Regions from separate parts of the Homo sapiens genome. Here all the other regions are linked to region 3. A link is a contact called in ENCODE Hi-C or POLR2A ChIA-PET data. All regions are on one chromosome and are shown on one strand. The core of a region is the stretch at or near the end of the contact, and the rest is flanking DNA. Distances in the headings are between cores, read along the strand shown.

Evidence for each region. Hi-C counts contacts between places; a loop is a spot of excess contacts on that map. ChIA-PET counts read pairs that join two places held with the same protein, here RNA polymerase II (POLR2A). Pooled maps may share reads with other maps.
Region 1: a loop to region 3 is called in a map of natural killer cell, with 3 times the contacts of the local background. The contact joins the enhancer-like site here to the promoter of RTCA in region 3. A Hi-C loop is called at or near these places in 3 of 168 maps with a recorded cell type or tissue (CD8-positive, alpha-beta T cell, naive thymus-derived CD4-positive, alpha-beta T cell and natural killer cell) and 9 of 50 pooled maps. POLR2A ChIA-PET finds 5 or more read pairs at or near these places in 10 of 52 experiments (CD4-positive, alpha-beta T cell, CD8-positive, alpha-beta memory T cell, T-cell and 5 more).
Region 2: a loop to region 3 is called in a map of B cell, with 12 times the contacts of the local background. The contact joins the promoter of SLC71A1 here to the promoter of RTCA in region 3. A Hi-C loop is called at or near these places in 16 of 168 maps with a recorded cell type or tissue (B cell, CD14-positive monocyte, CD4-positive, alpha-beta T cell and 12 more), 23 of 37 single-sample maps with no recorded cell type and 29 of 50 pooled maps. POLR2A ChIA-PET finds 5 or more read pairs at or near these places in 14 of 52 experiments (CD4-positive, alpha-beta T cell, CD4-positive, alpha-beta memory T cell, HEK293 and 10 more).

The regions. Positions count from the first base shown.
Region 1 is chr1:100,398,563-100,402,193 of GRCh38, forward strand. All of the region lies in intron 4 of CDC14A (cell division cycle 14A), which reads left to right. Among named protein-coding and RNA genes, the nearest start is that of CDC14A, 48 kb to the left of the region's middle. Within about 2 kb of position 1,974, at least 12 of the 41 ENCODE cell types and tissues checked have a DNase peak (open chromatin) inside an H3K27ac peak, as active enhancers do; they include CD4-positive, alpha-beta T cell, CD8-positive, alpha-beta T cell and natural killer cell, where a contact is called at or near this core.
Region 2 is chr1:100,035,570-100,039,541 of GRCh38, forward strand. SLC71A1 (solute carrier family 71 member 1) reads left to right here and starts at 2,526. Exons shown (of 12, transcript NM_033055.3): 1 at 2,526-2,747. The coding sequence starts at 2,664. It overlaps LOC124904230 (a long non-coding RNA gene), which reads right to left and starts at 2,439. Exons shown (of 7, transcript XR_007066251.1): 1 at 2,161-2,439. It overlaps SLC35A3 (solute carrier family 35 member A3), which reads left to right. Exons shown (of 8, transcript NM_012243.3): 8 at 1-65. RefSeq lists enhancers at 1,998-2,600, 2,563-2,842 and silencers at 2,323-2,502, 2,963-3,152.
Region 3 is chr1:100,263,865-100,267,577 of GRCh38, forward strand. RTCA (RNA 3'-terminal phosphate cyclase) reads left to right here and starts at 2,352. Exons shown (of 11, transcript NM_003729.4): 1 at 2,352-2,556; 2 at 2,660-2,760. The coding sequence starts at 2,512. It overlaps RTCA-AS1 (RTCA antisense RNA 1), which reads right to left and starts at 2,310. Exons shown (of 3, transcript NR_110435.1): 1 at 2,140-2,310; 2 at 1,965-2,053; 3 at 878-1,383. RefSeq lists enhancers at 2,043-2,592, 2,161-2,520.

The DNA.
Region 1 (3,631 bases), core at 724-3,223, 130 kb after region 3:
GTAAATCTTTGTTTAGCTACTATGAGCCCTTCCTAGCACTATGGTAGGTTCTAGGGAATAAAATATATATACATATAAACAATGCCTAGCTTAAAATGTGGGACAGGTGAGCAATAAACAATTGTTTAAAGCGGGCAATAGGTACAATTGGGTAAATATGAATTTATCTAACAAATGTTTTTTTGAGGTATTTTCATGTAACAGGCCTTGTTCCTGGAGTTGAGGATACTAAGGTGAATGACTCCCTGCCTGTTGGTGTGGGTGTGGAGGGCTGGGTTCAGACCTGGAGAGAGGGGAGGTTCCAAGATGGTCAATCCCAGCAGGCCAGGTTGCTGAGGAACCATCAGACAGGGAGAATAGCATGAAGGTGATGATGCTTTTTCTGGTGGTAGGGGAGTGAAGGGAGGCTGGAAGAAAACTAGTTATTTTAAATTTTTAATTTAATTTTATTTTAAATGTCCGTTTTGAAAAGGGGATAATCTAATGAGAAGATAGGGGTGTTTTTTTCCCTTACAATTAAAAAAACTTTAAAAAGTGGAGTAACCACATTGTAGAAGAAATGTGGAAAAATTCTCTCGCAGTTCTAAACCTGAATTATTTATTAGGTGTGATTGCAGTGTAGTTTTTTGAGCCTTTTAAAATTTAGCCTATGTATGTTTTGCCATTTTGCTATTCAGGTGACCAAATAATATTTCATTTAGAGAGAATACCATTGTTTAACATTTTAGATTTCTTTCAAAATTTTTTATAATGTAACACATCTCTTTCTATATTATAAGTGTTTCTTTTCGTGGATTTTTGTCTTTAGAGTGCCAGAAATAGGGTAAATAATTTTAAATTTCAGAGTTTTTAAGACTCTTGGAGCATATTGCTATACTTAAGCAAGTTTATACTAAATTTGGTATTATGTGAAATCTCCAATTTCATGTAAACTTTGCATATTGGGTATGAACATTACAGTTTTAGAAATTTAATTGGTGAAAAATGCTACCTCATTGTTTTAGTAATCATTTTTTTGATTAATGAGGTTGATTATTCTCATGTTTTTATTTATAGATTTATTAACTGTTTGAAAACTTTGTGTTTTTATATTTGTTTCCTATATTTAGACCATTTTAGAGTGGATAAGTGCTATTAGCCTCCATTAAAAAAGTAAGTTAGCCAGGTACAGTGGTGGGAGCCTGTAGACCCAGCTACCTGGAGACTGAGGCTGGAGGATTGCTTGAGGCCAGGAGTTTGAGGTTGCAGTGAGCTGTGATCACACCACTGCACTCCAGCCCAGACCCTGACTCAAAAAAAAAAAAAAGATGAAGTCATTTTATCTGTGTCTATTTGTTTCAATAGATACAGACTACTAGAAATCATGCCCATCAGTCCAAGTTTCTGTAAAAAATTAGGAAGTCCATAGACCTTTCCTGCTGTTACTCATTAGAATGTCAGAATGCTCTATTAAATACTTCTGTATACCTGAATATAAATGTGCTTAATTGGAACTGCTGATAATGGACCTATTGATTTTTGAACATTAAGCCGTCTGCTGAGTATACAGAAATTTTAACAGAACAGTATTATTTAAAAGTGGTTACAGTGTGTGTGTTTAAATCATTGGACACTGATATACCCAGACAATTAACTGTGATTTTGTTTTTGTTTTTATTGTTTGGACCAAGTATATTATTTTGCTTATATTTTGACTCACAATTCTGTAAATTCTGATTTCAGAACTACTTTACATTGACATTAAAAAACTGTAGATTAAATAAATGTCATTTAAAATGTAGGTAAAATTATCAAAAAGTTGGTTCAAAATAATAAAGGCATTTACTTTAAATATTTATTGAACCAATAATATATTAGATGTCAGCTACTAGTGTTCTGTCATCCTTCTCTGTGGCTTGTTGGTAAATCTAACGGCAGTGTTTGCTTCTGCTTATAGAAGTTAGTGGAGAGGAAGGGAGGGGAGGCACATGGCTGGGGCTGGGCAATTTCCTGTTTGCAGTTCCTTCCTTTTGTAGTTTGATAGGCAACTCTTTTGTGATGTTGCCTGTAAATGGGCCAGTCTTTTATCTTTGTAGGCTTGTATTTTTGGTGGCTTTGAAACAGATCAGGCTCCTTAAACTCATACAGCATTTTCAATTTCAGACTCTTTGAGACTGGACATTCTGTTAGCCTTCTGCATATGGGTAGAGCAGTGTCACCTCTTAACTTTTCTTGCCTGTTTCATTTAGCTGTGGGCGAGGAAAATTAGCTGTTTGCTTTTCATTACTGGAAGATTTATCAAGTTAAGGTGCATCAATCTTTTCAGTTTTTTTTTCTTTTTTTCTTTTGGCATCCTGATAATAAACTTCCTTTGTGTTGTAAATAAGCTCTCAAATTTATATACACATACACAGCTGCACACACAGGCATACATACTCACTGCATTTAGTACTATATATTTAGTAGGGATGCACTGTGTATGCTTACAGTAATTTACTCACAAATTTCTGAATCTTATCAGTAGCTTTGGAATAACATATACTTTCTGTGTGAAGAAGCTAACATCCATTTGTTTCATTTTAGGTTGGTGCAAAAGTAATTGCGGTTTTTGCTACTTCAAACAATATATACTGAATTAAGGGGATGTACTTTTTTTTAGCACTTGAAATTATTTATTTACCAGTTTATTATCTCTCCCTTTAAGGGAAAGGACTTTGTCTTATTTTCCACAATAGCCCCAGTATCTAGAACAATGTCTGACACATCCTAAGCGTTCAATAAGTGTTTGTGAAATGAATGACTGTTTAATTGATAAATAAGTCTTGGTTGACTTCCACAGTTTTGTGGAAGTTTAATATGGAGTAATTTAAAACCTGTGATGTGCTTAAAGATAAATTATGAAGTCGGTACTAATTGTAAAAATAACAGCAAGAATCAGTGTTGCAAAGCATTAACTAATTTTCTTAAAGTTACTGAGTAAAACAAAGTGTGTTATATAGAACTGAAATGGGCTTTGTTAATACTGTACATACAAACATTTGAAATTAATATTGTGGATAATAATGTTAATTTTACTCTCAGCATTGTTTCTGTTTTTCTCAATAGGTGAAACTACTTATTTATACATATAAGTATTTGCTACTAAGTGTCAACGATTTTTTTAACAGCCATCCTTGCAGTCTCAGGATAATTTCCAGTTAAGAATTAATTCATGGGGCCGGCCACGGTGGCTCATGCCTGTAATCCCAGCACTTTGGGAGGCCAAGGTGGGCGGATCACCTGAGGTCGGGAGTTCGAGACCAGCCTGACCAACAGGGAGAAACCCCGTCTGTACTAAAAACACAAAATTAGCCAGGCATGGTGGCACATGCCTGTAATCTCAGCTACTCAGGAGGCTGAGGCAGGAGAATCACTTGAACCCGGGAGGCGGAGGTTGTGGTGAGCCGAGATCGCGCCATTGCACTCCAGCCTGGGCAACAAGAGCAGAACTCCATTAAAAAAAAAAAAGAAGTAATTCATATGCTTGAAAGAGGAATACTAGAAAATTTTTAATTAGAGTTGGATCTTGAAAATTTTTAGCTGCATGCATTCATTATGAAAAAAAAAAAAATCGGAAAGGAGGTACTCAAAGCCCTGAAGACATTATCCATTA
Region 2 (3,972 bases), core at 1,276-3,775, 230 kb before region 3:
TCTGTGCAGATAGTGTCTCATTTATTGATGTATCCCTGGCATCTAATAAAACACTGACAACACAAGCACCCAGTAAATATTTTTTGAATGACTGAACAATAACCAGTTCATAAGGCTGATAAAATTGGTATAGCTAGATGAAGTATGATTTTGAGGGACTATGAAAATCAAAGTAACCACACAATAAATTATCAGCCCTCTACTTCCATTCAAAACAAGCTCCTGGGAATTGAATTATGAAATCTATCATATTACTTTCTCTAAAGAACTTCAAGTTGGGTGTCAACTAAAAAGTTGCAGGCGAGGCGCGGTGGCTCAAACCTGTAATCCCAGCACTTTGGTAGAACTGAGTATCTCTTGAGGCCAGGTTTGAAACCAGCCTGGTCAACATAACCAGACTCTGTCTTTACAAAAGAAAAATTAAAATTAGCCAGGCATGGTGGTGTGCATTTGTAGTCCCAGATACTTGAGACGCTGAGGCAGAAGGATCGTTTCGGAAGAGGCTGCAGGAGGCCATGATGGCACCACTGCACTCCAGCCTGGGTGACAGAGTGAGACCCTGCCTCAGAAAATAATAATAGGCCACGCATGGTGGCTCACACCTGTAATCCCAGCACTTTGGGAGGCTGGGGCGGGAACATCACCTCAGGTAAGGAGTTCAAGCCTGGCCAACACGGTGAAATTCCATCTCTACTAAAAATACAAAAAAAATTAGCCAGGCATGGTAGTGGGGACCTGTAATCCCAGCTACTCGGGAGGCTGAGGCAGGAGAATCACTTGAACCTGGGAGCTGGAAGTTGCAGTGAGCCAAGTTGGCACTATTGCACTGCAGCCTGGGCAACAAGAGCAAAACTCTGTCTCAAAAAATAAATAATAAAAAAAGTTTCAAAATGAGAATATATGTTTCAAAACAAGTATAATGAATATACTTATTGATTGGAAAATATAATTAGAAGTATCTATCAGGCTATAAATTGCTTTTCTTCTCCCTTCCATGGAAATTAGTTTTTTTTTCCATTTTTAGTCAGTATGAAAATACAAGGAAAAGGAAATTCAATCAAATTTACTTTTTAACATTTTATTTGGAAATAATTTCAAACTTACAGAAAAGTTGCAAAAACAGTACAAAGAACTCATACATTCATTTACTGTTTTTCCTTTTACCCTATATATTAGTTATTTATAGCTGTGTAACAAATAACCCCAAAGCTTAGTGGCTTACACCAAGTACTTTTCATCTTACACTGTTTCTGAGTCAGGATTCCAGGAGTGGCTAAGCTAGGTGGTCCTACCTCTGGGTCTCTCATGAAGTTGTAGTCAGCCAAAGGCTTGACCAAGGTTGGAGGATCTACTTCCAAAGTGACTCACTCCGTGGCATTTGGTAGGAGGCTACAAACAGTTCCTGGACAACTGGATCTCTCCATAGGCTGCTTGAGTGTCCTGAAAACACGGAAGCAGGCTTCCCCAGGCTCCAAGCCCCAAAATGAATGAAAAAGAGACCCGCAAAGGAAGATGCAGTGCCTTTTATGACCTAGCCTCTGAAGTCAATACTGTCACTTCTGTTTTGATCTATCAAGAGTCACTAAGCCTAGTCTACACTCAAGGGGAGGGGAATTAGAGTCCACCTCTTCCAGGGAGGAATATCATTGAATCTGTGAACATATCTTAGAACTACCATACCTAGTTTCAGTACTTTTAAACATTCGCCATTTTGCTTTGTCCCTCTCTTTTCCCCACCTACATATACATACACATACATGTTACTCCCTAACCATCTGAGAGTAGGGAGCATGCGGTGTATCCCTATCCCTCGTGTTTTTCTCTTAAGGAAAAGGATATTCTATTATACAACACGGTAGTTATCAATATCTAATTTTAACATTGTGATACTTTAAAGTCCACTTCCACTTGTGTAAATTGCCCTTTCTAGCAATGTTCCCATCAAATTTATTTTTAAACAATACAGTAAAAACGTAGAGGGCCACAAAGGGTGACATCGGTCAGGTAAGGTATTTTTTTTGGCAGGGAATAAAAAAGGTCCTGGGTCTAGGGAGGTAAACAAGCGTGAGCCAGCTGAGTTCTAGCGGGGGTCCCTGAACACCAAAAGGACAAGACTGTTTCTGAAACACTACATTATCTCTTAAGTTACCCATTACTTACGGAAAATGATTTTTTACTGTTCCCTTCGGTTCCTGTCTTGGTTAGAACACAGCTGGAGATTGTGTTAATAGCTTAGGACGTCTGTTTCCGTGAGCAGGTAACAACTTTTTGAAACAAATTCCCTCATCTGCTGAAGAAGGGGGACAAAAACGGCCCCTATCGCCCAGAACCGTTGCGAGGATTTAGCTAGCTGGTGACGCCGGAGCACGAAGTTGTACAGGTAGCCAGCAGCACCCACGCGAGCCCGCGGTTACCCTGGCCGCGCGGCTACTGTAGAGTGGGCTGGCGGCGAGCGGGCGGGGCGGTATCACGCGGGAGGGGCGGGGCCCGCTCGTCGGCTGATCGCACGATTGTGACGCGCCGCCGGAGGCAGGCCGGGCCCTCAAGATGGCGGCGGGCGCCCAGAGCGGCTCGGCCCGGCAGTAGTGGTGGGACGGCACTAGCTGCTGGGGCCTGCCGCCCCGGGAGTGGCTGCAGCAGCGCCAGGAATCGAGGATGGTAAAATGACCCAGGGGAAGAAGAAGAAACGGGCCGCGAACCGCAGTATCATGCTGGCCAAGAAGATCATCATTAAGGACGGAGGCACGGTGAGCTGAGTTCCGCGCCGGCGAGCGTCCCTCGGGGCCCCCATCCGGTCTCTCCTTCAGACCCCCACACTGCCGTCTCTAGGCGTCCCGGTGCCTCCCTCCCTTCCCCCACCCTGTCCGAGCTGCCGGTGCCTCGGGGTCGCGGACCCGCATGCCGCCGCTCCGGGAATCGTCCTCCGCTGCTCGGGCTTGCGGCCTCCGGGGCCCGTCCTCTTTCTTTCCCGCACCTGCCGCCCTCTGCTCTGGCCGCCTCTGCAGGCCCTGCGGCCTCGAACCCCACGTGCGCCTCCGCCGCGGGGAGGAATGTGCGGGGCTCCCCCGGCGGCCCGCCCGCCGCGCCCCTCGTCGCCGCAGCCTCGCCTCGCCTTCGCCGCCAGGCCCCGCGGAGCCGTCGCCGCGCTTGTCAAGGGGCTGGGAACCATCCCTGCTCTCCCATATGTTGCTAACGGGGTGGCGTCTGGCGCGGGGATCCCGCTGCGGCCCCGTAGTACGTTCGCTTTCTGTTTCCACGTCTCTCTGCGTCGGTGCTCCGGCTCTGGGCTGCTTACAGTAAACCCTGACCGGAGATGGGCTTCCCTCACTTCCCGGAGTCGGAAGCATGACGGCAGACACCTGGGGCCTACATTCGAACCTGCTAGTTTTCAAAGAAAAGTCATCACTGTGTGTCTTAAGATCAAAAGTATTAGAATCAGTCATGGCCTAAGGATCGGAGGAGGACACTTTGAAGGGAAGAAAGGTTTGCTTTTTAGAAACAGTTGTCATCACAGTAAACTTTATGCAGTGTGTAGTTAACCAGCTGGGGACGTAGGATTTTTAATTGAAAAACAAAACAAAACAAAACTGTTTTATGCTAACATTTCTCCGTTGCTACACTGTGTGGTCTTTGTTGCATCCGCTGATACCGCGTTCTGAAATAGAATGGAAAGGTGATATATATGTTTCACTTACCTGAAGTGTGCAGAAATTGTACCATTAATTCCATTTCTGTTTATATCTTATTGGAGCCGCGATCAACTGCTAGCACAGTAGTAAATGTGTAAGTAGGCCACCATTGAGGATTTGCTGAATTCAGTTGAAAAACGTGACAAAATTTTATGACATTTCAGAACACGGCCCAGTCAATATGCCAAAGTTTAGAAAACTTGAGACATATGTAATGACTTTGGAATATATTTTTAGTTTAACGTTTATTATATGTTATAGCTTTGACATTTATTGAAAAAAA
Region 3 (3,713 bases), core at 1,102-3,601:
AAATAATACTTTTATAATTTCTTATGCCTGTCTTTACTTTAATCTCTTAATCCTGTTATCTTCGTAAGCTGAGGATGTACATCACCTCAGGACCACTGTGATAATTGTGTTAACTGTACAAGTTGATTGTAAAACATCTGTGTTTGAACAATATGAAATCAGTGCACCTTGAATAAGAACAGAATAACAGCAATTTTTAGGGAACAAAGGAAGACAACCATAAGGTCTGACTGCCTGTGGGGTTGGGCAAAAACAGCCATATTTTTCTTCTTGCAGAGAGCCTATAAATGGATGTGCAAGTAGGAGAGATATTGCTAAATTCTTTTACTAGCAAGGAATATAAATATTAATACCCTGGGAAAGGAATGCATTCCTGTGGGGAGGTCTATAAACAGCCGCTCTGGGAATGTCTGTCTTACGCGGTTGAGATAAGGACTGAGATACGCCCTGGTCTCCTGCAGTACCCTCAGGCTTACTAGGGTGGGGAAAAACTCCGCCCTGGTAAATTTGTGGTCACACCAGTTCTCTGCTCTTGAACCCTGTTTTCTGTTATTTAAGATGTTTATTAAGACAATATGTGCACTGCTGAACATAGACCCTTATCAGTAGCTCTGCTTTTGCCCTTTGCCTTGTGATCTTTGTTGGACTCTTATAAGTAGTTCTGCTTTTGCCCTTTGTCCTGTTCCCTCAGAAGCATGTGATCTTTGTTAGACCCTTACTAGTAGTAAGGTCTTTTTGCCTTTTGAAGCATGTGATCTTTGTACTTTTGTACCTACTCCCTGTTCTTACACCCCCTCCCCTTTTGAAACCCTTAATAAAAACTTGCTGGTCTGAGACTCAGGCGGGCATCATGGTCCTACCGATATGTGATGTCACCCCCGGTGGCTCAGCTGTAAAATTCCTCTCTTTATACTGTCTCTCTTTATTTCTCAGCTGGCCAACACTTATGGAAAATAGAAAGAACCTACGTTGAAATATTGGGGGCGGGTTCCCCCAATAAAGATGTCAGATAGGGGTACAGCTTTTTTATATTCCATCCCTACCATCATTGCCTTACTTCAACTTCTGATTATTTCTTGCTGGATAATTGTATCATTGGCATTTCTCCCTTCAGGCTCTTAAGCCTCTTATTCACCCTTCTCCTACTGCCAAAGCCTTCATTTTAAAATGCAAGTATCATTACTTCTCTGATTAATATCTTACGGCAAATTCCAGATTTGGTTAAGTACATAGTCTGTGTGTTCCCTAAAACATTCTCTGTCGCAAAGCAGCAGAGCGTTGGGATTACCAGACAGTGGTGTTCACATCAGACCACCCAGGTTCACATCTCAGTCTTCTAGTTAAAATTGTGTGACCTTGTAGCAAATTGTTTAACACAGGAAGCTGTAAAACAGTAAAAACAGTAAGTACTTTATCATGTTATGAATGCATGCAGTGCACAACACCTAAGTGCTCAATAAGTGTTGCCTGTTATTGTTACAGTATATTATTAATATATTGTAATTGTCCCCATAATAAACTCTAAATACAGTACATGTTAATTATTATTGAGGATGACATTGTAATTGATTACGTCTCAGTCTCTCCATTATACCTCCAATAACTTCGGGGGTAGAAGCTGAATTACTCTTTTTTGCTTCCCTAGAGGTTTACATATTATTTGGTACTCAATTATGTAGGAACTGAGCCACAGGCAGAACCAAGAAGCTGGCTATTGCTTCTGCCCTCGCCTGAGGTGAATTGTTAGCTGCACTGTTCCTGGGAGTCAAGAGCTTGCACTCACTCTCAAGCAAAATGGCATAACTTTGGCTTTTCAGAATATTAAACTAGTGATTCTGCCTTTCCCGCCTCTCAAATAAATGGTGTGTCACCCTAGAAAGAAAGATAACACACTCCGCATACACAAACACGCACACCGCAAGGAACCAAAGGCCAAGAGTATCAATGTACCAGGGCGCACACACTTCGAGAGACAGGTTCGGTGCATCGCAGGATCCCAATCTTTCTTGCATCTTCAGCTCTAAAAGTCGGCACCTCGGGGTATGCCAGGATCCTCGAGAAAACAGATATAAACACATATTTACCCACAAAACAGAGATAAAGCACAAGCCTGCGGGATAACTGGAGGAGTTATCTTACAGTTGAGACTTTCTGCAACCTGCAGATTTTGCCGTGCCCAGGGCACAAGTTTTTCAGGGCTCCTGGGCACCCCCGCGACCGTCATCTCACTTCCCCGGCAGCTTCCTCGCCCCGACCGCAGTGTTCCCAGCGCGGCTCCTTTAAGCCGAGCTACGCGCATGCGCACTGACTGCGGAACTGGGCGAACCCGGGGGTTCGTTTCTGCTGACTCCAGTGTCCCGAGAGGCGCCGCTTCTTCCGCTTTCTCGTCAGGCTCCTGCGCCCCAGGCATGAACCAAGGTTTCTGAACTACTGGGCGGGAGCCAACGTCTCTTCTTTCTCCCGCTCTGGCGGAGGCTTTGTCGCTGCGGGCTGGGCCCCAGGGTGTCCCCCATGGCGGGGCCGCGGGTGGAGGTCGATGGCAGCATCATGGAAGGGGTGAGTACAGAGCGAAGCGGCCGGGGCTGCAGCCTAACTAAGGAGGGGAGCTCTCACCACCGGTGTGCTTACTTCTCTTCTCCCTGTACCCCAACCTTTGCAGGGCGGCCAGATCCTGAGAGTCTCTACGGCCTTGAGCTGTCTCCTAGGCCTCCCCTTGCGGGTGCAGAAGATCCGAGCCGGCCGGAGCACGCCAGGCCTGAGGTAAATCTGGCTGGAGGGGGAGTTGGGCCGTGAAGCTGGGGGATCGGGGGGTCGGGCTGCCGGGCTGGGGCATCGGGAGTCCGAGTGGTGGAACCCAGAAGGTCCCAGACGCAGGTATGGGCGATCCAGGGCGGGGCACTCTGCCTGGGCGGTGGCCTGGGTTGTAAAGTCTTGAAAGCCTGGAGGGGTGAGTTTAGAAATGGTCTCGAGTTTTCTCTGTTTGACTAAATAGTGTCATTTGCTGAAGAGCTAGCTTTTAAAATGTTTTCTCACCTCACCGGGCATTCCAAATATCCGAACAGCACGTATGAGCTGGCAAGATAGATAGGGCAGAAATGCTTGTGACGCCAGAGGAAACCCTGTTTTATAACCAGTGCATTCTGGTTCTGCTGTCAGTTTTAGAATCATAAAACAGGAAAGAATCCTGAGATGTGTTATCCCAGCCTTCATTCATACCTCCAGAGAGCTGTTATGACCAGAATTATCTGTTGTGGAGAGGGAAACACCTTGACATTTGACCTTATTTCTTCTGTCTGGGTAGCTGGGCATGCCACTAGTTGAGCTTCAGGTACATGCACCTGCTAGAAGAGGACCCAGGTTTGAAGCCACACTGATTGCTTTGTATGTATTCTGTATTTATTACATTTTAATAAATCAGCGGTCTCAGTCTTTTGTCTACAGTTTTGAAATTACCAAAAGGCAATTACTGATATGTTAATGTTAATTGCCTTTGTCATAGTTTGCAGCCCTCCAGTTCACCAACAGGGGAATCCAATTCATTAGGCTGTAGGTGTTGTATTAGTTTGCTAGGGCTGCCATAACAAAATGCCACACACAGAGTGGAGCTTAAACAACAGAAATTTATTTCCTCACAGTTCTGGAGGCTGGAAGTCCAAGATCAAGGTCCTGACAAGGTTGGTTTCCTCTGAGAGCCATGAGAAAAGGATCTGCTC